Regions from separate parts of the Mus musculus genome. Here regions 2, 3, 4 and 5 are each linked to region 1. A link is a loop called in an ENCODE intact Hi-C map of the cell type or tissue named here. Cell type or tissue: left cerebral cortex. All regions are shown on one strand.

Region 1 (5,000 bases):
ACACACACCCGCGCAGCTGACTCTTGAAAGTTGTCCTGTGACATATAGCATCACACACACACACACCCGCGCCTAGGCTCTTTAACCACAGAGATAGAAACAAGGCCGGAGGGTGGGGTACCTCCTCTGTGTTCATGTCTTCTCAGTGGCTCTGACCCTGCTCTGTACTCTTCTATCTGGTCTCGGTCTTTTAACATTCACTTCTGCTGTGTCACTTTCCTGGCCAGACAACTTTAGGGACCCTCCACCCCCTCCCCCAGCCCCTATTCTGAGGAATAGATTCCAGCTCCCACACCTTCCATGCATGGTACCTGAGCCTTGGCTCCCTTCTAACAGCATGATTCACATGTCATGCATTCAGTCTGCAAAGTTTTGGTCAGTTCTTGTTTTGTGCCAATCTCAGGAACATAGATGCTTAAGTGTTCAGGAGCTAAGTGTGTTTTGAGAGCTCAGAGTCGGGGGCTCTGAGGAGGGGCACGGACAGAGACAGAGACTGGGCTCCTGCCAGCTCCCTTCTTGCTGGTTTCCTGTTTACAGCTGCCCATCCCGCCAGCACAGCACACAGATGCTCCAGAGAACTTTGGTGAATTTTCAGACCTGCAGTTCAATTACAGAAAGAGAAGCAGGCAACTTGGAATCCGCCTTCAGCAGCCCTGAAAACCTCTGAGGAAGCCCCTCTAATCCCTCCATGTCACGCGCACTCCTCGACTTCTGCCTTCCTCTCTCTCCCCCCCATCTGAGGACATATGGCCCCTTGAAGTTTTTGTTTGCTTGCAGGGGAAAAACCCACCCTGCCAGTGTGGAGTGTTTCTCTTTCTCTTATTATTATTATTATTAAGCATCAGGAGACAGCAATCTGCGTGCAGATACCGTGCGTGCATAATTAATAAAAAATCTCATTATTTATTTATAAAAAAGACGCATGGGGAACTGGGGAACTAGGGCTATCCCCATTATCTGTGGAGAGAAGGGGAGAGACAGTTTTTGAACATTGGATCCTTCCAGAGAAGCAAATCTCTATGCATGCAATGAATAAAAACCCATGTGCTCCTGTGGGGAGTGAGGATCTGTGCCCAGGGGGCATCCGAAAGCAAAAGCGTGGTCAGGAGCTTAAAAAAGAAAAGGGACTGATGAGAGTCTAAGGCTCACTCACAGAGCAGAGTAAGTATACCATGTTTGAGGAGACCGGCAGGATAGAAATACTGAGAGACACGGGTTTAGTAGCTAGTCCAAGGAAGATAACCTGGGGCAGACTCCAGACTCTGGGAGAAGCAGCTGGAGGGAGAGATGCTGGCACAATCCCATCACTAGTTACCACATTAAAAAAAAAAAAATCTAGATGCCAGGTGAGGGGAGCCCCTGGGTTGGCTATGACTAGGTAGGTAGATGATTTTAACTTGATGGTGATGGCGGGGTTCTACATGGCCGTTTTGCCCTTGGCCTCCTGCTTCTCTGATGCCCGGGCAAGACCTTCAGAATTAACAATCCAACTTATTACGTAACAAACCCTGAGATCAGGGAATCAGGGACCAGCCTTTCCAGGTTTGCAGAGTCCGGGGTGAACCTTCTCACTCTCTTCTTTCTCTCTTTTTTTCCCCCTTGAGACATGCTTTAAAATAGAAAACAGGCTTATGCAGGAACCAACCCATAGACAGGGGTTGACTGGCAGGGATCTCCCCCACCTTCCAGTGCAAGTAACTCGTGCAGTGGAACGCTCGCTCAGTCGCCCCGGGTGGTGGGCTCCGGGAGGGGTGCGGGGAGCGCTGGGGGTGTGGGCCTGGGCAGCAGCCCCCGCAGTGTTACCCGGGCGCGTGCAGGGAAACGTCTCAGCAATTCCAGCACCCGAGCGGAGCGCGCGGGAGGGGGGGTGCGGGGGGGGGGGGGAACGGGCGGCGCGGGGCACCTTGAAACCGCCGGCGGCCGCGCGCTGATTGGCCCAGCCGCCGCCTCGGCGTTCCAGCCAGGCGCCCCTCCCCCCGCGCCGTCCACCCCGGAAGGAATTTCCTCCTCTGGCGGCCGCTATTGTTGTTCGTCTTCGCTGTTTGGGTCGGATCGCGTAACCATAGTATCCAAACTGTGTCCGTGCGGGGCCCCAGCCCGGGACCCCCGTGCCCCCCAGACCAACCCTCCACTTTTTTCTTTTTGCAGTCTAGTTATCATGACTTCATCGGACTCCGGGGAGCAGAGGAGGGGGATGGGACGGGGGGGGGCGGGGAGCTGGCCCATTCCTGGCGGCCCTTACTTCGAGATGGTTTCAATTAGAATTTTTAAAAAGTCTGCTTTGTGGGTTCGGGGCTTTTACATCCCCCCTCCTCCCGTAAAATCGTTGGCCGGAACTCGAATGGGGCTTTCCCTCCGTTTCCCCCCTAGAGCTCTTCGCTCCAGCCGGACTTCCCGGCTCAACCGGGCGACGAGGGCATTTGCAGTAGGAATCATCCCCTAAACGCACCCCGGACCTCGCGGCTGCGCTGGCGAGGCCGGCGATGGGGGCCAGGACCCTCGGACACTACAGCCTCAGGGCACGTCCTGCTGGGGTTTGGGGCTCTCAGGCGATGTTCTGGGAGAGGAGGTTCGCGGGATGGATGCCTGTCAGTCACACCAGGAGGGGTGGCAGAGGATAAAGGGGTGACAGGGAAGCAGTTGACAGGTTCTTGGGTAGAACAAGCCTCCTAGCCTCTTTAATTCCCCCCACCCCTCATCTCTGAGCCACAGACGAGTAGGTGCGTGCGTAGAGCCTGGACCCAATGTCTGCCTCAACCTCTGAAGAAAAATAAAAAGGCAAAACCAGCCTTTTCCCGCGAAGTGCCTTGTGCGGGGAGGGGTGGGAGGCAGCAGCAAGTCCGCACCGAGCGGGCTGCGCAGCGCGGGAGCCCCGGGGCTGGGCCGGCGGCGGGGGGCGGCGTGTGCCGGGGGGCATCTAGTATTCCCAGAACCCTAGCGTCCTCGCGGCGCTCGCCCGGGCGGGGGAAGTGGCGGCGGCCCGCCAAGTTCGGAGCAACAGTGCCCCCTAGAGGCCGCGCGGGTCTGCAGGAGGGGTGGAGAGGGTGTGGAGGGTAAGGGATCTAGCTAGTACATGGGACCAGGGCGGCTGCCATAGGGTTAGAGGCCTAATAAGTCCTGGAGCACGGAGCTGGACTGGGGTGGTCCTTGGCAGGCTGGTGACAGGCTGGAGGACGGCCTCCAAGTGACAGTTCTAAGGGCTGGAGGATGGGGTAGGAGGGTTTACGTTTCTGTTCTAGAGTTTAAAACTTGGTGGAAAGTCGGGGGCATCCAACTGCCTTTCTGGAGGATGCTGGACCTTTAAGCTTCCCCAATCAAGTCTCGGACCTGCAGTTACTAAAACAGACCCCTAGAGAGAAGATCCTTCACTCATAGGCTTGTTTGAACCGGCCGTTCTGTTTTCACTGTCTTTGGGGCCATTCTTGAGGCATCAAGTCTCATTTTATAAGTGAGAACTCAGAAATTTCACTTGTTCAATCAGCAGAGAACTGAAGTCCCTGTTTTGTGTTTTATCTCCTGCATCATGGGGACGGGAACCTAGGTTTGGGGAGCAGTCCAGGCTCTCTGTTTTGCAGCCCTGCCAGACCGGGTGGAAGTGGATGCTCCTGGATGGGGAGAGGGGGCCTACAGATAGGTAATTTATTGCAAAACGCTGGGCTCTAGTTCTCAGTGTCCACATCTGTAAAATGGGAGGGGGACATGGGGTTATAAAGAAGGTATCCAGCATCCCCCCCCCCCCCCCGCTCCCCCAACACCCTTAGGTGACACAGCTAGGCTCCTCCTCTTTCGTCGGCCACGCCCTCTCTTGTGCTCTTTTGCTCCTCGATTAGGGTCTGCAGAGCTGGCTTCCTCCCTACTCGCCCTCCCTTCTTCCCTGCAGGGCTCCGGGGGCCGCCCCCTCCTTTTCCCTCCCCTCCTGGCTGGCGCAGAGCTGACTGCGGGAGGGAGCGGTGGGCTCGCAGCCAGCAGAGCGTCAAGTCAGCCCCTGGGGAAGGGAGGGGGGTGCACTGGCTGCTGCCGAGGCGCTGTCAAGAGGCTGCAGCTCGCGCTGACGGGGCCAGGGTCCCTGAGGGTTATTTGTGTCCAAGGTAACTGGTGTCCGAGCTGCCTGCTAGCTGCCTCCCTCTTTCCCTGGTGACTGGGGAGCTGTCTGTAGTCATCTTGACTCTTTTCTCTCCCTTTTGCTTACCAACAAGCAGGCACCAAAAGTCTGGTCCTTTCCTTTCTTCCTTTAAGTAACCTCTAAAATTCTCTTCTCCATCCTCTCAGGCACCTGCCCCTGCTGGGACTGGGGGCTCTGAACTGGAGATTCTCTCAGCTTTCCTGCACATCCTGCCCAGTCTTCAGTTACCCTCAAGATCGCCCCTCCCTTGGTTCCCTCCCTGACGCATGCATTGTATTCTAGAGACTGTTCTGTTGGCTGGGCTGTGGTGGGTGCCCAGACTTTGGCGATAGCAAAGTGAGCAACTCCTTCCCTGCAGAGTCACAGGTTGCTAAAGAGATAGCCAGTATGGTGACAGAATAACTATTGGTAGAATGAATCATTGTCGTCGTCGTCGTCGTTGTTGTTATATTGGCAGTATCTCACTAGGTAGCCTTGGCAGGTTTAGAACTTGCTATGTAGATCAGTCTGGCCTCGAAAGATGGGTTCCCTTCCACTCCCCACCCCCCTTTTTTTTGAGACAAGGTTTCTCTGTGTAAATCTTGTCCTGGGACTTATATTGTAGACCAGGCTGGCTTGGAACTCAGAGCTCTGCCTCCTGAGCTGGGATTAAAGGTGTGCATCACCATAATCCAAGTCAGAATGCGTTCCTAAGAGGACCCTTGCCTAGGCTGAGGCAGAAAAGGCTTCCTGGGGACACGTGCTGAGTCCCGAGGGAGACAAGGAAATTGGTCCCATACCAGGAAGTAAAAGAGTAATTATGTGGAACTAAGGTGAGCTGATGTATAAGGGGAGAGATGAAGCTGGAGAGACTCTGACTAAGGTGGACTGTGGTTCA
Region 2 (5,000 bases), 230 kb after region 1:
TGGAACTCACTCTATAGACCAGGCTGACTTCAAAGTCATAGAGATCCACCTGTCTCTGCCGCCCAAGTGCTGGGATTAAAGGTGTGCACCATTATGCTCAACTGTCATATTTCTTTTTATGTTCTATTATGTAATATAGTTGCATATAAATGACCTACTATGTGCCACACACGGTTCTAGAATCTGTGATCATGAGGTGGTCTGGATAATTAAACGTATATGAAAGATGATATGAAGTATCCACCCTGTAGTATAACATCTATCTATCTACTTGAGCTGGGAAGGATAATGGTAAGAACTCTGAAGAAGAATGAAGCTGTAGGGAGAGGCAGAGCATAGGGTGGGTGGCAGAGCATCTCAGGAACTCTCAAAATGATGAAGCAGATCCAAAGTGACATTCAAGGGTCAGCTCCAAAGTCGCCTGTCCTGGGAAACCAACTGCCTGTCCACCAGGGCTGCCCCAGTCAGGACCAGATGGGCCCTCACTTATACCTCTCTTAGGTTTGATGTCTCCGCTGTCTATCCCAACCAGAAGAAATTCAGCACCTTCACAGAGGCCCCATACTCCAGACATCATTCGGTGGAACTGGTGAGCCTGCTTCCTTTCACGTGGTCTGTGTCCCGCCCCCAATACGCCCGCGCATGCTCCAACCGCGTCCCTTCCCCAATACACCTGCGCATGCTCCAACCCAAGCTTGCCTCATTCTTGGCTCCAGATGTTTGATAAACTCAGGACTATGCTAGAACCCTAGGAGTTTAAGGGCCGCAGGCTTCCTCTTCCACAGCTGTTTCTACTCTGTATTTCCCTGAAGTGGAACAAGGCCAGTCACAGAGGTGGTCAGGACTCGATCTTGAGTGCTGAGCTCCTCCTGGTCGTCAGACTGGGGAACTGTCTAGTTTAATTCCTAGGCCAGGGGTGACTTGCACATGCAAAGGGGTGGGGTAGGTGGTTATGACCGACTCAGCTGAGAGCCTGCTTTAACTTAGTCCCACATAGGACCTGGGACCTATAACTCCAAGGATACCTGCTTCAGCAAGAAGTTCCTGGAACAGAAGTTGGGCTCAGGATGGTCCCAGGCCCACGAAGCCACTCGGCTGACCCAGCTACCCCACTTCCACTACCAGGCCATCAAGAAGGAAAAAGAGCAGCAGGTGAACTTCGGGGCATACCCTTCCCGACCTCTAGGAGCAAGGCTTCCTGTCCACATGGCTATCCCTCCAGAGTCCTAGTGGATACAGCTTCCTCTTGGAGAACACCGTCACCCTTTGGGCTCTTCCTGGCTGGACCTCCCCAGGTTCCTTTTCCATCCTGCGTTCTTTTCTTTTGGGGCAGGTGCACAAGCGTGGCCCTGGCTCCTACAACATCAAAGACTTCATAACTGAGCTGCAGAAGAAACCACAGAGCAAACGGGGGCTGCTCAGCTCTGGGGAGACACGTTTCCGAGGTTTTATTGGGGTACGTGAGCTTGTCTCTTCCACCCTCCGTCCTCTGTGGGAAGACTGTTGCTGTTTGGATGTTTGACAAGCACCCTTCTCTGAACCCGTCTTCTCCCTAGGCTTGCCCAGACCTTCCTGGCTTTCTTGTTGGCTCTTCTGCTCTCCTGTGTCTTGAGCCTAGAGAAACCTAGAGTATATTAGAAACCCAACAAACATATTCATTTAGCTAGGCAACCAGGAAATAATGATTAAGCAGCAACTGAAAGCTGTGTACTGAACTAGGCTTTGGGAGAGCGGGGTGTCTGGCAGTGACAAACGTCAGAGCGGGCATCTTAGTGACACACACCACAGTATGAAGAAGGAAATACATATCGTTCTTATGGAGTTTTGAGGGTAAATGGCACAGGGAAGGAGAGTGCTGTGGGGTGATTTACAGAGAGCAGTCTGGGGAGGCCTCACTGGAACAAAATCTGCAGGGGACTCATAATACCTGATCCATGCACTGGCTTTCTGAGCTATGGACGGAAGCAAGACCCAGTCTCCTTCTTTGGGGGACAGACAGAGCTGATCCTCACAGTGGCCTGATTTTTGTAGCACTGGCCCCACCCCCTCTACCAGGTCTGGCTCCCCAAGGGTCTGGTTGCAGGGTCCAGAGAGGAGGGTGGATTGCATCACCTATGGAACAGCAGTGCCCCCATGTGGCTAGAAGGGGCATACCAGCCTCAGAAATCCAGCCAGGTCTCACCTCCCGGCACCACTTAGCTCTGTTCACTGTACTTCAAAGACCACCTTTGTGTTTAGGCTCCTAGCCACAGTTCTTCTGATCTCAGGACTTCCTGTCACCTCACCCCGACTTGTGGAATGGGACCTACTATCTGCCGGGCCCTGGGCAGAGGGCTTTGCAGACATTCAACTCTATCACTATTCCTTGAAGGAAAGTATTACCATCGCTGTGTTAGTCCCATGGACCATGAAGCTCAGAGGCCTGAGTTCGCCCAGCTAGGAAGTAGCAGAGCCAGGTTCCTAGCCTAGGATTCCGGTGCTCATTCTTTCCAGCCTGTTCACAGCATAGCGAGGAAGTTGATCAGCTTTGTAGTTGTAAAGGGCAGATCTATGGAGGCTGCGGAACAGGAAGGTGGGTCTCAGGGAAGATGGTGTCTGGGGATCTTAGTGTGGTTGATGTGGTTGACAAACCAGAGGGTAGGGAAGGCATTGGGAGAAAGCATTGTAAGCAAGTATGATCAGGGAGACCAGGCTGAATATGAGGTGCTGAGTCAGAGGTGCTGAATCAGATGTGCTGAGTCAGATGTGCTGAGTCAGAGGTGCTGAGTCGATGTGCTGAATCAGAGGTGTAGCTGGACTTGGAGATAAAGGAGTGAGCAGAGGAGGGGGCTCACCGGGGATGCTGTGTGGTGGGGTGGGTAACAGGTGCTCACTCCAGAAACCCTGTTTCCCTTCTTGAGATCTGAAACCCCAAACATGTCTTCCTCAGATGAACCAGAACAAAGACTGGGACTGACAGTCTTTGCATTTCCGTCTCCTGCCCTGCAGAATTATTATCCTGGCCCTGGAAATTATGGGGAGAAGGGGAACCCGTACACACAGCTGGAGGAGAAGGCCTGGAACCGCTCACATTCTGACGGCCTGATGTGTAGAGTGTCTAACAAGCCACCCTTGTTTCATCAGGTACCCCCTCAGCAGCCTCATCTTGCATGGTCCTATGGGGTGACCTCGGGGTAGAGAGGCTGAAGCCCCACCTTGGCCACTCCCCTACAGGCACCATTACCGCTTTTGTCTCTAGGGCAGTGGCCTGGGACCTGGTACCTACACCATCAAAAGCGATCTTGAGACCTTTGTGAAAAAGTCCACTGGTAATCGTGGCCCCTATGACATTTTCTCTGGTGAACGGAGCAGTCCTTTGCCCTATGGACATTACTCTGTGCAGGTATGTGCCTGAGTGGGTGCTGTGAGGTCTAATCCTTGGTGAGCTAATTTTTGATTATCCACAGGAATGTGGCCGTGTGTACCAAGTGCTGCCGGAGAAGGGGGTCTACTCTGTGCTCCTGCCAGGGCAGGGTATGGCTCCCTGTGTGAGGCGAAGAACCTGAGGTTGGCCACACAGATATGATGGGTCAGAGTCACAGTTTGGACATCTGACCCCGCGGCTACTTCTCTCAGCAATAACATGAACTGTACTGATAGACAGGTGGCCTGGCATGCACCAACAGGCCTGTGGGGACCCCAAGGGCACAGGCGCAGTGTCTGGCTGTAAACATTTCCCAGGCTTCATGGACTCAGCTGGGTTAATGGCCTGGGTTAAAGGAGCCCTAAACTGGAAGGTGGGAGAGGAGACTGGGCTAGAAATGTAGCTTGCCAGACTTCTTTCCCATCCCCATCAAAATCCCTTACAGGTTTGGTGGCTTTCTCTGCTTTGCTCTCTTCATGCCTATGGCTGTGGGGGCCAAGTGTGTGTCCAGACTTATTTGTCTTGTCCCCAACTTGGGGTCACTGAAGAGCGGGATTAGTCCAGTTCACAGGTTAGATGCAGGGAAAGAGACCGTGTGGAATTTCCAGTCTCAGGGAAAGAAAAGTGCAATCAATGGAATAAAAACAGCAGCTTTAGTAGGAGACCCTTGTAGTGGGAGTTCCTTGGTAGTCACTGTCCTATGTCCTGTGACATGACTGATCCTAGGGTCTCCTACCTGCCACTAAGACCACTGCCCAGTACAGCAGGCCTTGGGACCCGCCTCCCTCACCCCATGTTGGTACTACAACCAGAGCTGAGCCTCTTTGCTTGAACATTTTTGTTATAGATTTATTTATTTATTTTAAAAGATTTATTTATTATATGTAAGTACACTGTAGCTATCTTCAGACACCCCAGAAGAGGGTGTCAGACCTCATTACAGATGGTTATGAGCCACCATGTGATTGCTGGGAATTGAACTCACGACCTTCAGAAGAGCAGTGAGTGCTCTTAACCGCGGAGCCATCTCTCCAGCCCTATTTATTTTTTTAAGAGCAATTTTAGGTTCACAGAAAAGTTGAGAGACAAATATGGAGTTTCTGCATCTGACACCACATACAGACTCTCCTCACTATAAATCTTTTGAAATGTACATTTGTTCCCTTATATGGGTGTGCGGGATTGTTTCATGTGTTTGTGTGTTTGTGGAGGATAGAAGACAGCTTGCAGGAGTCAGCACTCTGCTCCCACTAGGCAGGGCCTAGGGCTAACACTCAGGTGTTTAGTGGTCTTTACCTGCCTCCCTCCCCCTACTGTCAATGTCCCAGGTCAGAGCAGAGCCTCTGTTAATCAAGGAGTCCCATCAGCATCACTTGGTTTTCTGTGAGGGTTAGTGAACCTGCGATCCCTGGTACAGTGAACCTGCGATCCCTGGTACAGTGAACCTGCGAGCCCTGGTACAGTAACCTGCGAGCCCTGGTATAGGATTTCTTTCTCTCTTCCCGTTCCTCAGAAAATGAAGCCCAAGGAACTGACAGATTACAAGAGCTTTCTGGACGAAATGAACTCACAACACAAGAAGAAACAAGGGGTTTTC
Region 3 (5,000 bases), 130 kb before region 1:
TCCGTGCATTCTAGGTATCAAAGAGAAAACACAGCACCGAGGAAGCCCTCTGAAGGTGCCTCGCTCCTTTATGGTCATATTGGCAAAGGAAGTCGGAGTGACTGTCCCATCTTACACATACATACCCACCCACTTTCCAAAGCCACTTTTGAGGCTACAGAAGTTTCTTCAGAGGCCTGAGGCTTAAGGCCAGTGAGCAAAACCAAGCCCATTGTGTCCCCAAAGTAGTGGGACTCTCCACACCTGTGAAGGATAGGAGGGGCTAATGATCCCTTCAAAGCCCACAGAGAAAACCCATCTGCTGCACGGAGAAGCAAGCGCAGGCTTTATTTATAGCTACAGATGACCGGAATGCTACTCTCAGAAAGGTGGAAAGGCCTCATCTCTCTCGGTACCTTTCCAGAATCTCCTATGGCTTTGCAGGGATGAGGAAGGGGGAACAAGAGGAAGGTCTAACATGATTTCAGAGACAGGGAGGAAAGATACAGGAGGAGGGGACGGTGAGCCAGAGGCGACTCATACAGTCCCTGGGACTCTTCTAACTAACTGGAGGCTGAGTGCCCTCCATGGCCCACACAAGAAACGGCAACTGTCACACTATCCCCACCCACTGGGAGATGGGGGCAGAACCATCCTGTGCATCAGAAAGGCTGAGCTCAGAAAGGTGGTGTGCTGAAGCAGCAAGCTGAGACTCTTGGCTGTCATGTGAGCCAACACAGAAGAGACTGAACCCACCTCTGCCATCTGACAATCATCTTTCCATAATGGAGGTCTGGATAAAGATACTGAGTTCTTGGTTAAGTCCTTACCAATCCCTGGACTTCGTGTCTTTCCATCCAGAGGGAACAAGCTGGTGCAGACTCAGATGACGCAGCAGCTAAAGTAGGAGATGCAAAACCCCACCTACTTCCTGAAACCTCATTGTCGGGCATGGGGTGTTCTTTAATTTCAAAGTCCCAAAGACTTTTTACTAGAGAGGCAGAGGCAGGAGGATCACTATGAGTTTGAAGACAGCCTGGTCTACAAAGCAGCACAGCCAGGGCTACATAGTTGAGGCTCTTGTCTTAAAAGGGGGAGGTGGCGAGCACCATCCATGGGGAATTACGATTACAATGTCGGACCCTCCACCCATTTGCCCAGACAGTATCCACATACAAGGAGACCCTGGCTACCATCCCTACCATCAACTTGACAAAAGCTAGAGTTATCTGAAAGGAGAAAACCTCAATTGAGACAATACCTCCATAAGGTCTGCCTGTAGAGCATTTTATTAATCAGTGATTGATAAGGGAGGGCCCAGCCCACTGTGGATAGTGTCATCCCTGGGTTGGTGGTGCTGGGTTCTCTAAGAAAGCAGCTGAGGCGGCCATGAGGGGCAATTGCAAGCACCACGCCATGATCTCGGCATCAGCTCCTGCCTTGAGGTTCCTGCCTTGCTTTAGTTCCTGTCCTGACTCCCTCTGTGGATAAACAGTGCTATGGAAGGGTAGGACAGATACATGCGCCCTCTCTCCCCAAGCCATGGTGTCTCATCACTCATGGTGTCTCGCAGCAACAGATACCCTACCTAAGACAGGAGGATGGGTCTCCCCTGAGTTTCACCTCCGGGCTGACCCAGCCAGAAGAAAGCCAGCTCCTTAAGAATTGTCCCCAGTGAGACCGGAGAGCTGGGCAAGCCACAGTGGAGAGCTCCATGTGCAAAGGCTGGAGCCAGGACTCCTGAGAAACAGTGGGGAACAAAGAGGGTGGCCAGGGTGCCCTGCAGGGCTAACAAAGCAGGCTTTCATGGCAAACGGTCACTGCACTCAGGGAGGCCCTTTGGGTTAAGGTTTAAAGAGATTCCACTGTACAGATGAAGCCAAAAGAAAAGAAGCCCCAAGGGAAGGGAAGGAGGGCCACGGGGGCCTAGACCCCCGTGTGAAGCCGAGACCCCCGTGTGAAGCCGAGACCCCCGTGTGAAGCTCAAAGGCACCTAAGAGCCCTCTCGAGCAAGCGAAGGAATGAGCCTCTAGCCCCACCCCTCCCACGCCCACTTGTTTAGCCTCTTACTTTTGTTTATTTTTAACCTGGGGCCTGCTTCCGGTCAGGTTAATACATTTTTAAAGGAAAGCCTTGCATGTGCTGTGGCCTCCCCAAGAGAGGGTGGATCAATGGCCCTTCACTTCACTCACTGACACCAGCAGAGGCCAGAGGGACAGGTTGGGACTTGGGCAAACAGCATCCTTGAGTGGGCCTGAAGAGGGCATCTGCCTCTGTTTCTGTGGCTCCCAGGCCACTCTCCCTCCCACACCAACTAGCAGAGAATTCCAGACAGCCAAAACGTGTATTGTTCAGTCCTTGAACAGCCTTGGACCTGTTGAAAAAGACTACTCCCTTGCCCATGCCCTGTATGGCAGTTTATCTGACAGATGGAGAGAAGTCATAAGGAAAGTGACATGGCACATTGTGTGCATGTGGACACCTGACCTGTATCTCCCACTGTCTAGTACACCTAGGCCCCCAACCACAGACCCTTATCCCATCATGGAGTGAGTATTGAGGGCTCCCCACCCCCCTCAGGGGACAACCTCTCCGACACTGACAGATGGGGAATCCTAAAATACAGTGTATGGATCATGTTTCGTGACTAGCAGACGAGCCAGCCGGGACACTCAGAGAACCTGGCCGGCTCAGGAACAGGATTTCACACATTTTGCAGAGCGGTGGACCCCCACTCTCCTCCACCAGCTTGGAGTTGCCTCAGGAGACAACAAGCAGGTGCAAGCCTGGGGGAGGAAATGTCGTCCTAACACTTTGGAGGCTGGAGCAAAGGCAGAGTCTGCTGTCCTAGGCATCTGCCACCCACTCTGAGGCCGTCCACACTGCTTAGGTCCCAGTCCCGGCTCCAGCCAGACGTATTACCACCTTTTCTAAACCTTCATTTGCTGGTCTAGAAAAGTCATGGTGGATTTTTTTCTTTCTTTCTTTCTCTTTTGGTGGGGGGATGGAGGGGAGTTCATGGCAGAACTCTCATTGGGTCACAGTGAAGAAGGTGAATGGCAGAGCTCTGGAGTACAGCAGACACAGTAACCATCAACTTTACAACAACACAACTGTGGGTTCCTCTCTTTCTAGCTGCACTGAAAGACTCCAGGGGGCCATGCAAGCAGGCCGGGAGGTTCAGTAGTTTGGGGAGTTATCTCCCTCTGGGAGGCTCCCTATGGAAGGGCTTGGGAGATTCTCTAAAACAAACCCCTAGTGTTCTGTTATTTGTACCCATTAGTGGGCAGTGCATGGAGGGGGCAAAGGAAGGACACATAGAGGTTAGAAGCTGAAGCCTACCACCTACTGGTCTGACACACACACCCCTCAAAGCCTCCCACATAAAGCCCAGACTCTAGGGCTCCCAAGGATTACACCTCTCCTCCTCACTGCTGCTCACATTCATCACCAAGATCTTCTGGCTTTAAGAGGGAATGAAATGTCTGGGCAGGTCTCACACAAAGTTCTAGATACACAGCTCAGCAAAGTGGGCTAACTCAGCAGAATCTAAGGTTAGAAAGGAAGAAATGAGACTGGGGAAATGCAAAAAAAACAAAAAAAAACAAAAAATAAAACCCAGGCCCAGTGGCTGAGAAGCACATCTGATTGGACACTATGGAAGGACGTGGTATGAACAGCACAGTCATTTTTGGTTGTGAAGGCCTGAGGTGCAGCGTTTACTTTATCATCTATTTTCATTTACAAAGAGCATGCACCCACACATATTATGGGAATGGGCAGCAAACTCTAAGACTAAGAATGAAGTGCATCTGTCACTCTTGAAGTAACAATGCTTCTGTCCAAAATGTGACAGACGCCACTCCAAGAAAGGCAGAGTACTCAAGTACACTCAAGAGACTTCCTGGATTCTTCAGGGGTTGCTTTATTACGATCATAAAGACGTGCTCTGGACAGTGACACCTACTGGGGTGGACACTCCTCACAAACTCGGGGATGGTCTTATAAAGGAAAGAAAGCACCAAGACAATACCATTTTCTTCTCCTGTTTTATATGGTTGCGAGAGCAGAGACATGATGAGTAACCGAGAGAGGGAACAAGGTTCCTCACCGGCCAAGCCCTGCCGCCTGTTGGCATGTGTGGTTCAGCTGTAGTGTGCTGAGGACAGGCATAACCCAGATTTCCTACTTACACTATGTTGGTTTCACCAACTGAAAAGCTACAAATGCCTCTCTCCACTCCTGTCATCTGAGCGTGCTCTTCTGGGACAGACCGCCTGCAAGGTTCTAAGACGTTTCATCTGGGTTCTGTGCAAAGGGAAACTTACATGAGGGAAGAAAGCTGGCTGGCCCCAGCCACTATACAGTAACACACATCCGGCGCTCCATGGTTTTCCACAGCAAAAGCACATCTGTATCGACACTGTACAGTGTTTACCCTTCCAATAAAAGTTACCAGCTACAGAAGCTGCCCGGGACAGACCACACACACTCGACAAACCATCAGTCTTTCTGCCTCCCTACAGGGGAGACCCAGGCAACCCTCTACCTTCCCCATCACCCTTCTTTAAGAAGGGAGCCAAGTAGTCTCAACATTAACAGGGACGGAAGGCAAACCTGCCTGCTTTCTAAGGCCATCCCCCAGTACATGCACAGGCATTCCCTTTATGCTTTCCAAAAATCTCTAGAAATAACTTCTCACTCCCAAAGCCAGGTGACGTCTCACTCCTATCGCTGGCTGAGACCAGACCGTGACTGTGGCAAGTACGAACTTTAAGGTCCCTTATAATAGTAACTTAAACACTCCTCTGAGGTTACAGACCTCTGAGAAGGTTGGCTTGTGTTCTTGAGTCCCTCCACACCCCACAAACAAACAAGCAATACGTCCATGGTCTCCCCACATCCAGGTACCTATGAACATGAACCTATCTATAGCTAGGTCCTTTGCAGGTGTAATCAAGCTAGCATGAGGTCATATTGGATGTGAATGGGCCCTATTCCAATGGGAAAATGTGAACACA
Region 4 (5,000 bases), 210 kb after region 1:
TCCATGGGTGGTGCCTCAGGATCCAGAGACAAATCTCACTAAACCCATGGTTTATAGAACGATAGACTTCTGATTAGACTGGATGGTCAGCCAGGTTCTCAGACAGTATTTGCCTCGGCAAGGTGAACTTTGTCCTGGCAGCTGCTCTGTACATTCCAGAGAGGCCCCAGAGAGCTGACTAATGATCTCCTGGGAGGGGACTGATGGGAAGGAGGAAGGCTCCTTCCGGGTCACCGGGTACAGTGGTACCTGCTTCTCACAGCAGCCTTGGAAGGTATAGTTAGTGTCTTCCTCATAGGAATTAGAAAACAGCCTAAGAGCCACAGTTCAATGCCTCAGTCCAAGCAGAAGGGCCAGGCAGGATTCAGGTTCTCATTTGCCTCTCTCCAAAAACTGGTTTTTCAACTGCCAGGAACAGTTGGAAGGTGTCAGACCTGCCTAGGAATGTGTCCTTCTGGCGCAACTGGAATGTCTTCCGTGGTGACAGACCGGGCCAGAGCACAGGGACAGGACAGGAAGAAGTCCTTCCAGCTCTGCTGGGGGTACTAGTGTTCTCGCTTCCCTGCCTCAGCAGGTGTGTGGAATAACAGAAACTTGAGGTCCTCTGCTCCAACCAGGGATCCCAGAAGGTCACTGAGCCAGCCTCCAGAAAGCTTGTGGCAGGGTAGCAAACGGACTGGTGGGGGAAGTTTAGGGATTGGGTGTGACACCTTGGGAGTGAGTGTCTGTCATCATCCTGGGTTCCCTAGAGAATTCCACCTAAAGGACTTCAAGTTCCCTGCTGTCCCTTTGTCATGACTTCTGGCCCTGTGGGTCGCCTTGCTTCTTGTGGTCCCCACACTGACTGAGCTGTGAAGAACCATATCTCTATTGTTGTGGATCTGAGGCAGACTCCAGGGTCTGTAGTGGCTGTGGGCGTGAGAGAGTCCAGTGCCCTCTCAAAGAAGAGCAGTACGCCTGACTCTCCTCAGCTCCCCAGTGCACTAATATCCACCGTGCAGCAAGCACCCTGTGCATATCCTCTCTTCTGTCAAACATAATTGAGTCAGGTGATGCTAAAAGCAACTGACGTCTCAGGTCCTGTGTCTTTGAGAATATGGAGACGCAGCCCTCAAGGTCACCAGATGGGTGGGACGACAAGGCTGCAGCAGCCCCAGAAGCAATGAGCAGCAAAGCTGAGGGACTTTTGCTATCACTGAGGCAGGCATGCTCTACCCTGAGCCCAGCCCCTGACTGTGGTTCCTCCCTGTCACTCAAGGCTGTGTGCCCTTGGGCAAGCCTGCACCTCTCTGAGCCTCTGTTCCCTCATGTGTGGACTGGTGCCAATAACGTGGCACTGCCAGCATTTCTATGAGATCAAGGGATGATGATGCGGAAAATCACAGGCATGCTTGGTACCCAGCTCGTCAGCCCCTGGCCTGGCTTCCTCCTCCTGTTTCTGAACTGGATCAGAACACTCAGAACTGTGGTGGTTCTTGTTCTCAACTGTCGCCATGTGCACACAGGGGTCCTGTGGACATGTGTGCCCAACTGTACCCACATACATCAGGAACCCTGTGGAGGTGTGTGCCCAACTGCACCCGTGTGCACACAGGGATCCTGTGGAGTTGTATGTGAGACTAACGGCAACCATGTGTACCAGAGATCCTGGGGAGGTTTGTGTGTGTGTGCCTAAAGGCAGCCATGTATACACGGGGATCCGGGGGCTGCTGACTGAGGGTCCCCTCCAACCCTGCTGGGCATGAAAGATGGAATGCCCTCTCTGTTTGTGAGACAGGCCTGTGGCATCATCACCCATAGTGCAATCCAAATGGCTTAAGTGCACTGGACGCTCGCTTTCCCTCTGGAGCCTGCTGTGCCCTGCATGTGAGGGAAACACAGTGTCTGATGGGCAGTGTGGGTCTGTGAGGCCCGAGTTAGACACAAACATTTATGAAAGTGAACTTCTGAGCTCACACAGCCCACAGGCTCCAGTTTGGCAGTGGGTCTTACCGTTACCGAGGCCTGCTGTGACAGGTGGGGAGGAGCTTGTGTGTGTGAGTGTATGAGCATAAACGTGTGTGAGCACTCACTTGTGTGGGCATGCATGTGTGCAAATGAGTCTTCATGTGTGTTCACACGTGAATCTGCACTTGTGTTAGCAGGCACGTGTTGCACAGGACCACACACCAAGCAAAACTGCCACCATCTTCAGGAGTTCTCTTTACATAGCCCTGAACTTGCTGCATAGACCAGGCTGACCTCAAACTCAGAGGCCTCTGCCTCCTGAGTGCTAGGATTAAAGGTGTGTGCCACCACAGCCTGGCAAATTCTGTGCTCTTAATGTCCACGGAGCCTTGAGATTTGTGACCAGGAACCACCAAAAATCAATCTCTGTCTCTTTTTTTCTCTCTGTCTCCCTGTCTCCATCTGTCTCCTCCCTCTCCCTCTCCTCCCCCCACCTCTGTGTGTGTGTGTGAGTGTGTGTGTGAGTGTGTGTGTGAGTGTGTGTGTGTGTGTGTGTGTGTGTGTGTGAAGGTGATCTTCAGAGGAAGGGAGGAGTGATAAAAGCCACCCATCTCTTTATAATTCTGTCAAGAAAGAGGAGCCGGCCTTAGAAAGATAGCTCAGCAGTCGAATGCTTTGTCTAGTGTAGCAAGGCCCAGGTTCTACCCCCAGTACCACAACCCCAAACCTCCCAGCAGGGAATGAAGAGCAGAGCACAGACATCCCAAAGACCCGGCCCCTCACGCAGGTTACAAGTTGAACACACCAGCCTCCCACCGTTCCCCTTTGAAGTTAAAAGAGCAGCCATTTTCATTAGTCCTCTGGCCTCAAGGAGCTCCGGGCTCACCCTGCCTGCCTGCTGAGCCTCTCCTATCAGCTAATAAACCTCCTGCATTGCACTAGCTGTGGTAGCCATGGCTCGCCTCCACAGCTCCTGCAAGTGGTGGTGATTCTTGCAGGAGTCCTTTTCCCTACTCCCTGAGTGCCTCCACCTCAATCAACCACCTTCCCAACAAAGGGTACTGGCTTACCTGAGAGCTCTCAGTACTCCCCATCCCAGATTTGTGAGAGTGCCCATGGGTGTGTGTGTGTATGTGTGTGTCACTCTGCCCTCCTTTTCTGATCCCAGAGAAAAGCAAAGGCCTTCAGACAAGTTAGAATGGGACTATTCAACTCCCACTTGATAGCTCAGTGCCCTCAGGCAAACTGCTAGGCTCGAGAGCCTCAGCTCCAAGAGAACCACAGGATTCTGCTCTAAGATGCAGTGGGGAGGTGCCCAGAGTGGGCAGCTGTGTGAGGTTCCCAGGCGCAGGTGACATGCGGAATAGGCTCTGATGGATGCAGTTGCTTTCTAGGCCGCGGGTGGTCTAGGGATAAAACTGCATGGGGTATCTGGAGAATCAGGTTAGAGTCTCATGAAAGGGGGCTGACAACGTCAGGAAAAAAACGTGGCTAAAGTGGGAGGTGGGAGCCAGTTTCAGAGACTGAGTCAGATTGCTACAAAGTTTCAGGCTGCCTCTCTCTGGCCCTCTTCTCCTGCCTCAGGCAGACTGTCTCTGAAGTCCTGCTCCTTAGGCTCCTGCTGTCTCCGGCCTTTGCAGACTCCATGCTGGCAGTGCCCTCAGCCTACTCCTGTCCGCAGATTGCTGCCTCTTCTACAAGCTTCCACCGGGCACTTCTGCTGGACAGTGTCGCTTCTCTGGGACTTGCTCACTGCTCCTCTATTCCACCGGACCTGGATTTTCTGGGTCACTGCTGATGCCAACCTTGGGTCCCCATGTGCCACTGAAGTCCACTTCCACTGTCAGGCCTATCTAGGTCTGTGTAAAAAGTGTGTTCTTCTGTATACCGCAGAACATCCCAGGCAGAGGTCCAGAGCTCAGCACTGGCACCTGTGAAGTCTTCATGGCAGCCAGAGACAAGCAGCTTGTTAAAGCCACACGGCAAAAACAGCAACAGCTGAGTTCTCACGGCCAAGTTCCTGCCTGACTCCGATTGCGGAAATCATCACGGTTGCCATGTTTATTGAGCACCTATGTAGTACCAGGTACTTCATGAGTGTGGGCTCACTACTCTTTGGCGGATGGGGCAGGGGGCAAACCCTACCTCTCTCCTGGCCACAACTGCTCCCAAGCAACAGCCTCTTAGCGTTCCATCCTCTGGCTGATCACCGGCTGGGCAGTATCCACCGTGGCTTGTGGTGACTATACAGAGAAGAGCTGGTCTCTGTTTGCCTGCCACTCCCAAACCTTTGCCTCCCTTTGCCTCCCTGACCACCTCTAATAGGAAGCCTTCCGTCCCCCCAGACACCTCCTGAAAAAGACCTTGGTGGTTATAAATCTCCCTTCCTGTGTTATTCCACGGATGAGAAACAGCACCATGGAGAGAGAGCTTCCCCATGGGTGGCCCTGACACTGAGTCTCTGAGCCTCAAGCTTCCTACCCAGGGCCTTTTAAGCACCACACCGTTGCTGCGACCTGTGACCACAGCCGCACTCAACACACACACAACGCTGGCTGTTCTACCCATGCCCTGGCATTTGACTTCATGTTCAGGCTGGAGGTCCCAGCTCCCAGCCACACTCCCAGCTACACCTAGCTTGTGGTAAGAGGAGGAGGCTTCGTAGGTGAGAAAATAGATGTTCACCTATGGCTGCCTCTGTGCAGGCCCTTTCTAGGAACTTTACAAACATTAGCCCTAAATTATGTCATCAACCAAATGGTACCACCATTATACTAATGGGAAAACCCATGACACACATCACGTCATTATCTCACCTCACTGAGAGGGAAAGGGTACGCGGAGAGCCCGGAATCGGTTGAGTGGAGCTGGAGAGCTCAGAGAGCCTTGAACCTGCACTCCCAGGCTAAGTGCCCTCTTGACTTGTACCCTGCACTGTTGTCCGGAGGTCAAGTCCATGCCCTCCAACGGGGCCTCGCTAAAGTCACCACTCCAACACTTCTCTTTAAGAACTTGCATCTTTTGGTGGAAAAGACGCTCAAGATGTGTGCAGA
Region 5 (5,000 bases), 510 kb before region 1:
GGGGACAGATGGATGGCTAAATGACTGAACATATTAACAAAGAGGCAGATGGACATACAGACAGTTAGTGCTCTGAGCACAAGAGCATAGTAGACAGAGTGTCAGGGTCACCAGGAAGCTGATGACTGTGGGAAGGGAAGAGCATTCTAGACAACAGAACTGCACTTTATATAGCCTTAGGAGGTGCCACTCACAGCCTTATCTTTTCTTCTTGATATCTTTCAAATGTTCCTCTCAACTGAAGGTTTAATTCCCTTCAGAAAGTGTGTAAACAACACTGACAACACATTTATCTCTGGCTCTCCAGTAGGGAGTGAAAAACAAACTGGGACCTCTTCCATCTTGTTTCATCAACTGAAATAAGGCAGTGTGGTGCAGGACAGAAAAGTCACTAAACATGAAAAAGCTCAACAAAATGCTCAAGTCAAGAACAGACAAAAAAACCCCGCGCGTCCATTCTCGGCCTTCCTTGCTTCCCTTCACCAATGTGTGCTGTCCTATAAAACTAAAATCCAGGTGCAGACCCAGCTATGCTTGGCACAAGGAACCGTAACGGAATCAGTAAGTGTCCCTCCGCACCAAAGTCATCATGGGTGTATGAGAAAGCACTTGCTTAGCTTGTACGGGCCCTGGGTTCAGGTTCAATCCTCGCCCACAGGGAAAGGGGGAAAAGGAAGGCACACTGGACATGATGAGACACACCCACCTGTAACACTAGCATCTGCGGAACCAGAGGCAGGAGGATGAACTAAGTACAAGAGTTCAAGTTCAGGGTCATCCTCAGGTACACGGTGAATTGGAGGCTAGCCTGGGCTATATGAGAACTTGTCAGCCAAAAAAAGGTACTAAGAACATAGAACAGGAGGCAAGGAATAAGTTATGAAACTGGATCTCTCTCTTGCACACTCTAACCCGCTCAGCTAACCATTCACAGAGGAATAACTTCAAAGGCCCTGAGCACATGAAGCACAGAAATCCAGAAGCCTTCAGAGAAATCCAGGGGTCCTTCAAGAGAGGACAACACTGGTTTCAGAGATCAGTCGGAGACGTCACAGAATGCAGAAAAATCACTGAGACAATTAGGATATGGAAGAAATCCTTCTGTGCTACTGGACAGTGTAGTGGGGATAGAGAAGGTGGGTGTGATCACCAGAGCAGGGACTCCCCCCCCACCCCCGCTACCCCAGGGTCTACAAGCTCAGGGTCTAGCCTTTGGTCCCTGATGGTAATGCAGAACTGATGTACCTTCCTATTTGTGACATACCCTGAGAGATGAAATGCCACCACCTGCTTTCCCCATTAGCTGGATTTGGCCGCTGTTACTGTCTGGTTGGGAGTGGTTATAGCTGCTGGGAGGTGGTCCATCTCTGGAGCATCAAAGAAGTAAGCCTGCAGGAAAGGAGACACAGGAGGGAGCCATGTTAATAGTCTCTGGCCCCCCCCCCCCATTATATTTGTTATCACACCAGACTGCAGCCACCTCACTGTGTATCTCCCTGACTCAACCTTTTAAAACTTAGCTCCAGCCAGGCGTGGTGGCGCATGCCTTTAATCCCAGCACTTAGGAGGCAGAAGCAGGCCAATTTCTGAGTTCAAGGCCAGCCTGGTCTACAGAGTGAGTTCCAAGACAGCCAGGGCTACACAGAGAAACCCTGTCTCGAAAAAACAAAACAACAACAACAAAAAACTTAGCTCCACTCACTGGCCATGCTATGTTGCATGCCTGACTCTTCTCAGAGACCTTAAGGGGTTGTACGATGATCTCTCCTGGCAGGTGCAGAAACTGAGGCTCACAGAGACTGTCCCTGGGTAAGTGAGCGTGGCGCATGAGCAGTGGATCCAGGACTCACGCTAGCAATTACTGTGTCACACAGGGGATACAGGGACTGTCTCTGCCTCTACCTCTGCTCTGCCAGCATCTCGGTCTGGCCTGATAGCAAGTAGCCAGATATTTATGGACTGACTTGCTAAACCAGTTAGTTGACTTTCTGCAGAGACCTCGAAAATAAGGTGCTAAGCACACCTCAGTCCCCAGGACTTGAGCTTGAGAATGAAGTGTGTGACAAGAGCTTCCGCTTGTCACTCTTAGCTGCCAGGAACCAGGAGGAGGTGATGGGACAGGGGAGGTGGCAACGAAGATCTTCCCTCCTGCCTTAAGGTCAGAGGACACTAAAGTTAGCACAGAAAAACACCAATCTTGTTAGCCTTGAGCCCCCCCTTCAAAGGGTGTGTGGGAGGGTGAAGCTGTTACTATCCCAAGGGCCACTAGATACACAGGATTCCCTTGGCATGGGTGGCTCAGGAAGATGAAAAGGTAAAAAGCTAAGAACCATTTTCAGCAGCTCTGCCCTTATTAGCCAGAAGAGGGTGCCAACACAACACACTTGGGCTTCCCAGCCTGTTCCAACCTTCATACTTAACAGATCTCTTTAGCTTCTCTTTGCCACCCGCCCCCCCACCCCCACCCCCCAGAAACTCCCTCTAGCTTATCACAGCCCCAGAGCAAACCTAATTTAAAAGTTTCTCTTGCAGCTGTTTCCTGGCACAAAGGAAGGCGATTCCTCTACTTGGGGGTCATGAGTGAGACCGAGGCCATCGTGTCTGCTCCTCAGGAACACTGAATGGGACTACCAGTGAAGGAGTGGCTCTCTTCCAGGCCACTTGAGGAAATGCTCTTCAGGAAGCTATGAGTCTCAGAGCTGAGTGGTCTGCGTTCCCTGTCTGCACTAGTTACTAGCACTGTGCCTCTAGACAGGCTTCTCTACCTCCTCGGTTTTGTCTGCAAAATTGCGGGGTGGTGGTGGAAAAAGTCTCTAAAAGGCTTTTTCTTCTAGCACAGCCAGTGATGTGGCACAGGGTCTGTGCTCAGCTCAGCCCATCCTGAGGCACTGTGGCCAGTAGGCGCCATTTTCCCTGAGCTCAGTGGTAATCATCCAAACGTGGGCTTGCCTGGCTCTCGACAACCCACCAAGGACCCACGCTCTGTGCTTCCTTCGCTGTCCCTGCCAGGTGTGTTCAGTGAAGACCTGGAGATCATTTTCCAGTGCAGTCACCGAGGGACCTCAGCAGATGTGAGGCTGCCACATACATCACTGCTCTGAAACCGAAGCACTAATCCGCGGTTCCCAGGGGAGACAGGGAAAGCCGGGCGAGGCTGTCTGCTTCAGCTGGTGCCCCTCAGCTCGAACAGCTCCCTCGCCAACTCCTCCCACCGCTTTCCAATAATTATAATGTCTTCTGACATTACATGAACAGTTTTCTTTCTCTGTTTTTCCGTATGTGTGTGTCTGTGTATGTTCACCTGTGTGTGGTATATAGGCACACATGTACATGTGTGTGCAGGCCAGAGCATAACCTCAAGTTTATTCCTCTGACACTCTCCTCCTCTTCTTCCTCCACCTCCTCCTTGATAATCACACCAGGTCCCCTCCTCACACGTAGGCTAGGCTGACTAACACTGAGCCTCACCTGTCTCCATCTCCCCAATTCTGGAGTTACAAGCATGCACCATGCTCAGCTCTTTTTATGTGGGTTCTGGAGACCGAACTAGAGTCCTCTGAAAGCACTTTACCAGCTGAGCTGTCCTCCCAGTAAACCCCTGCTCATAAGTCAAGGTGTTGCTTTTATACCTCTGAAGGGCCTGCAACTCACTATGAGACCCAGGTGGGCCATAAACTTGTGGAAACCTTCTTGCCTCAGCCTCCTGAGAACAGAGATGACAGATGAGAGACACCTGACACAGCTAACCTGTCATAATTTTCATGCTGCAAACCTTATCCAAACCTTCCAAGAGGACAGACGGTGCTACGATGTGCATGGTCAGTCCCTTTATCTTAGGAAAGAGAAAGGCGGCCAGAGTAATAACCAAAGCTTGGGTGTGGGAGCTGGAGGGACCCCGGCTTCCTCTATAACCAAAGCATGGATGTGGGAGCTGGACAGGACCCCCAGCTTCCTCTATTACCAAAGTGTGGGTGTGGGAGCTGGAGGGACCCCCGGCTTCCTCTATAACCAAAGTGTGGGTGTGCGAGCTGGACAGGACCCCCATTTCCTCTATTTTGATTCTCCCTCCTCCAGAAGAGAAAGGAGAAGCCATATCCAACAGAGAGAAGACAGTTCAGACACAGGGCTTTGGCTTAACATCTGGCCATCAAGGGCTTCCTCTGCTCAGAACACGGCAGTTCCTCCTCAAGAAGAGCCTTTCTCCCAGCACACACTTCTGCTGCAGAGGCCAGCACGCCCCGATTAGGAGACTTTTCAGAGCTGGAAGGAATGAGCCTCTCTCCTACCTCTGCCTCTCCACCAACTTCTCAGCCATTATACGATGGAAGACGGTCAGGTCAGGTCAGGCCAGGTCCAGGGAGAGTGAAGGACACAGTCACAGTCTGACACAAGAGCCTTGGTCTGTTTATGAGCTCTGTGACCTTGGGTCACTCCTGTGAGAGCAGCAGAGTGGCCCTGGAACTTCTGCTTACGCCTCTGACTTAAAGGACCCTTCACAGTAAAGGAGGGGCTTCCATGGCCATAAGCCAACCGTCATGGAAGTCCAGAAAGAAATGAAACTGAGGTTGTGACAGTTATGGTGCCTCAGTTTACTACTAAGCAGCTCCCAGGTCAGGGCTCTTTCTGCTTCATAATAATGCTCTCTTCTAGAGAGTTAGTTATTTTATTTTATTTATTTTTTTTATTTTTTGGTTTTTCGAGACAGGGTTTCTCTGTGTAGTCCTGCCTGTCCTGGAACTCACTCTGTAGACCAGGCTGGCCTCGAACTCAGAAATCCGCCTGCCTCTGCCTCCCAAGTGCTGGGATTAAAGGCGTGCGCCACCACGCCCGGCTTATTTTACTTTTAAATTATATTTATTAGTGTGTGTGTGTGTGTGTGTGTGTGTGTGTGTGTGTGTGTGTGTATCACAAAGGACATAGTGCGAGCTTGGAGATCAGAGAATGATGTAAAGGAATTTGGTTCTCTCCTTCCAGCGTGTGGGTCCTGGATACTGAACTCA

The links. Peaks named below come from ENCODE experiments on the same cell type or tissue, not always from the same donor. Only the 100,000 strongest peaks of a DNase experiment are listed, where the experiment ranks them.
Region 2: it touches region 1 in a loop (2.9-fold over the local background); 7 of 42 quality-filtered maps call a loop at or near these places.
Region 3: a loop joins it to region 1, with 2.6 times the contacts of the local background. A loop is called at or near these places in 2 of 42 quality-filtered maps.
Region 4: it touches region 1 in a loop (2.9-fold over the local background); 7 of 42 quality-filtered maps call a loop at or near these places.
Region 5: a loop joins it to region 1, with 2.1 times the contacts of the local background. A loop is called at or near these places in 2 of 42 quality-filtered maps.

The regions. Positions count from the first base shown.
Region 1 is chr4:106,837,065-106,842,064 of GRCm38, reverse strand. It overlaps Gm31125 (a long non-coding RNA gene), which reads left to right and starts at 1,904. Exons shown (of 2, transcript XR_376510.1): 1 at 1,904-2,076; 2 at 2,371-2,787. In left cerebral cortex, CTCF peaks have their summits at 2,042 and 3,014 (motif pointing left); DNase peaks (open chromatin) are centred at 1,115, 1,884, 2,981 and 3,955; H3K4me3 peaks cover 2,171 bases; H3K27ac peaks cover 2,863 bases.
Region 2 is chr4:106,611,491-106,616,490 of GRCm38, reverse strand. It overlaps Lexm (lymphocyte expansion molecule), which reads left to right. Exons shown (of 10, transcript NM_183182.3): 2 at 502-589; 3 at 988-1,152; 4 at 1,334-1,456; 5 at 2,989-3,123; 6 at 3,239-3,382; 7 at 4,917-5,000. Among named protein-coding and RNA genes, the nearest start is that of Lexm, 3.2 kb to the left of the region's middle. In left cerebral cortex, a CTCF peak has its summit at 2,138 (motif pointing left); DNase peaks (open chromatin) are centred at 2,133 and 2,732.
Region 3 is chr4:106,962,250-106,967,249 of GRCm38, reverse strand. The region is part of intron 4 of Ssbp3 (single-stranded DNA binding protein 3); the gene reads right to left. Among named protein-coding and RNA genes, the nearest start is that of Ssbp3, 53 kb to the right of the region's middle. In left cerebral cortex, no CTCF peak of the experiment used is centred here; DNase peaks (open chromatin) are centred at 684, 2,710 and 3,387; H3K27ac peaks cover 3,811 bases.
Region 4 is chr4:106,624,324-106,629,323 of GRCm38, reverse strand. The region is part of intron 1 of Ttc22 (tetratricopeptide repeat domain 22); the gene reads right to left. Among named protein-coding and RNA genes, the nearest start is that of Ttc22, 4.4 kb to the right of the region's middle. In left cerebral cortex, a CTCF peak has its summit at 2,927; a DNase peak (open chromatin) is centred at 1,359.
Region 5 is chr4:107,346,803-107,351,802 of GRCm38, reverse strand. Yipf1 (Yip1 domain family, member 1) reads right to left here. Exons shown (of 10, transcript NM_145550.3): 9 at 1,265-1,389. The coding sequence ends at 1,300. Among named protein-coding and RNA genes, the nearest start is that of Ndc1, 19 kb to the left of the region's middle. In left cerebral cortex, a CTCF peak has its summit at 2,360 (motif pointing right); DNase peaks (open chromatin) are centred at 2,372, 2,764 and 3,151.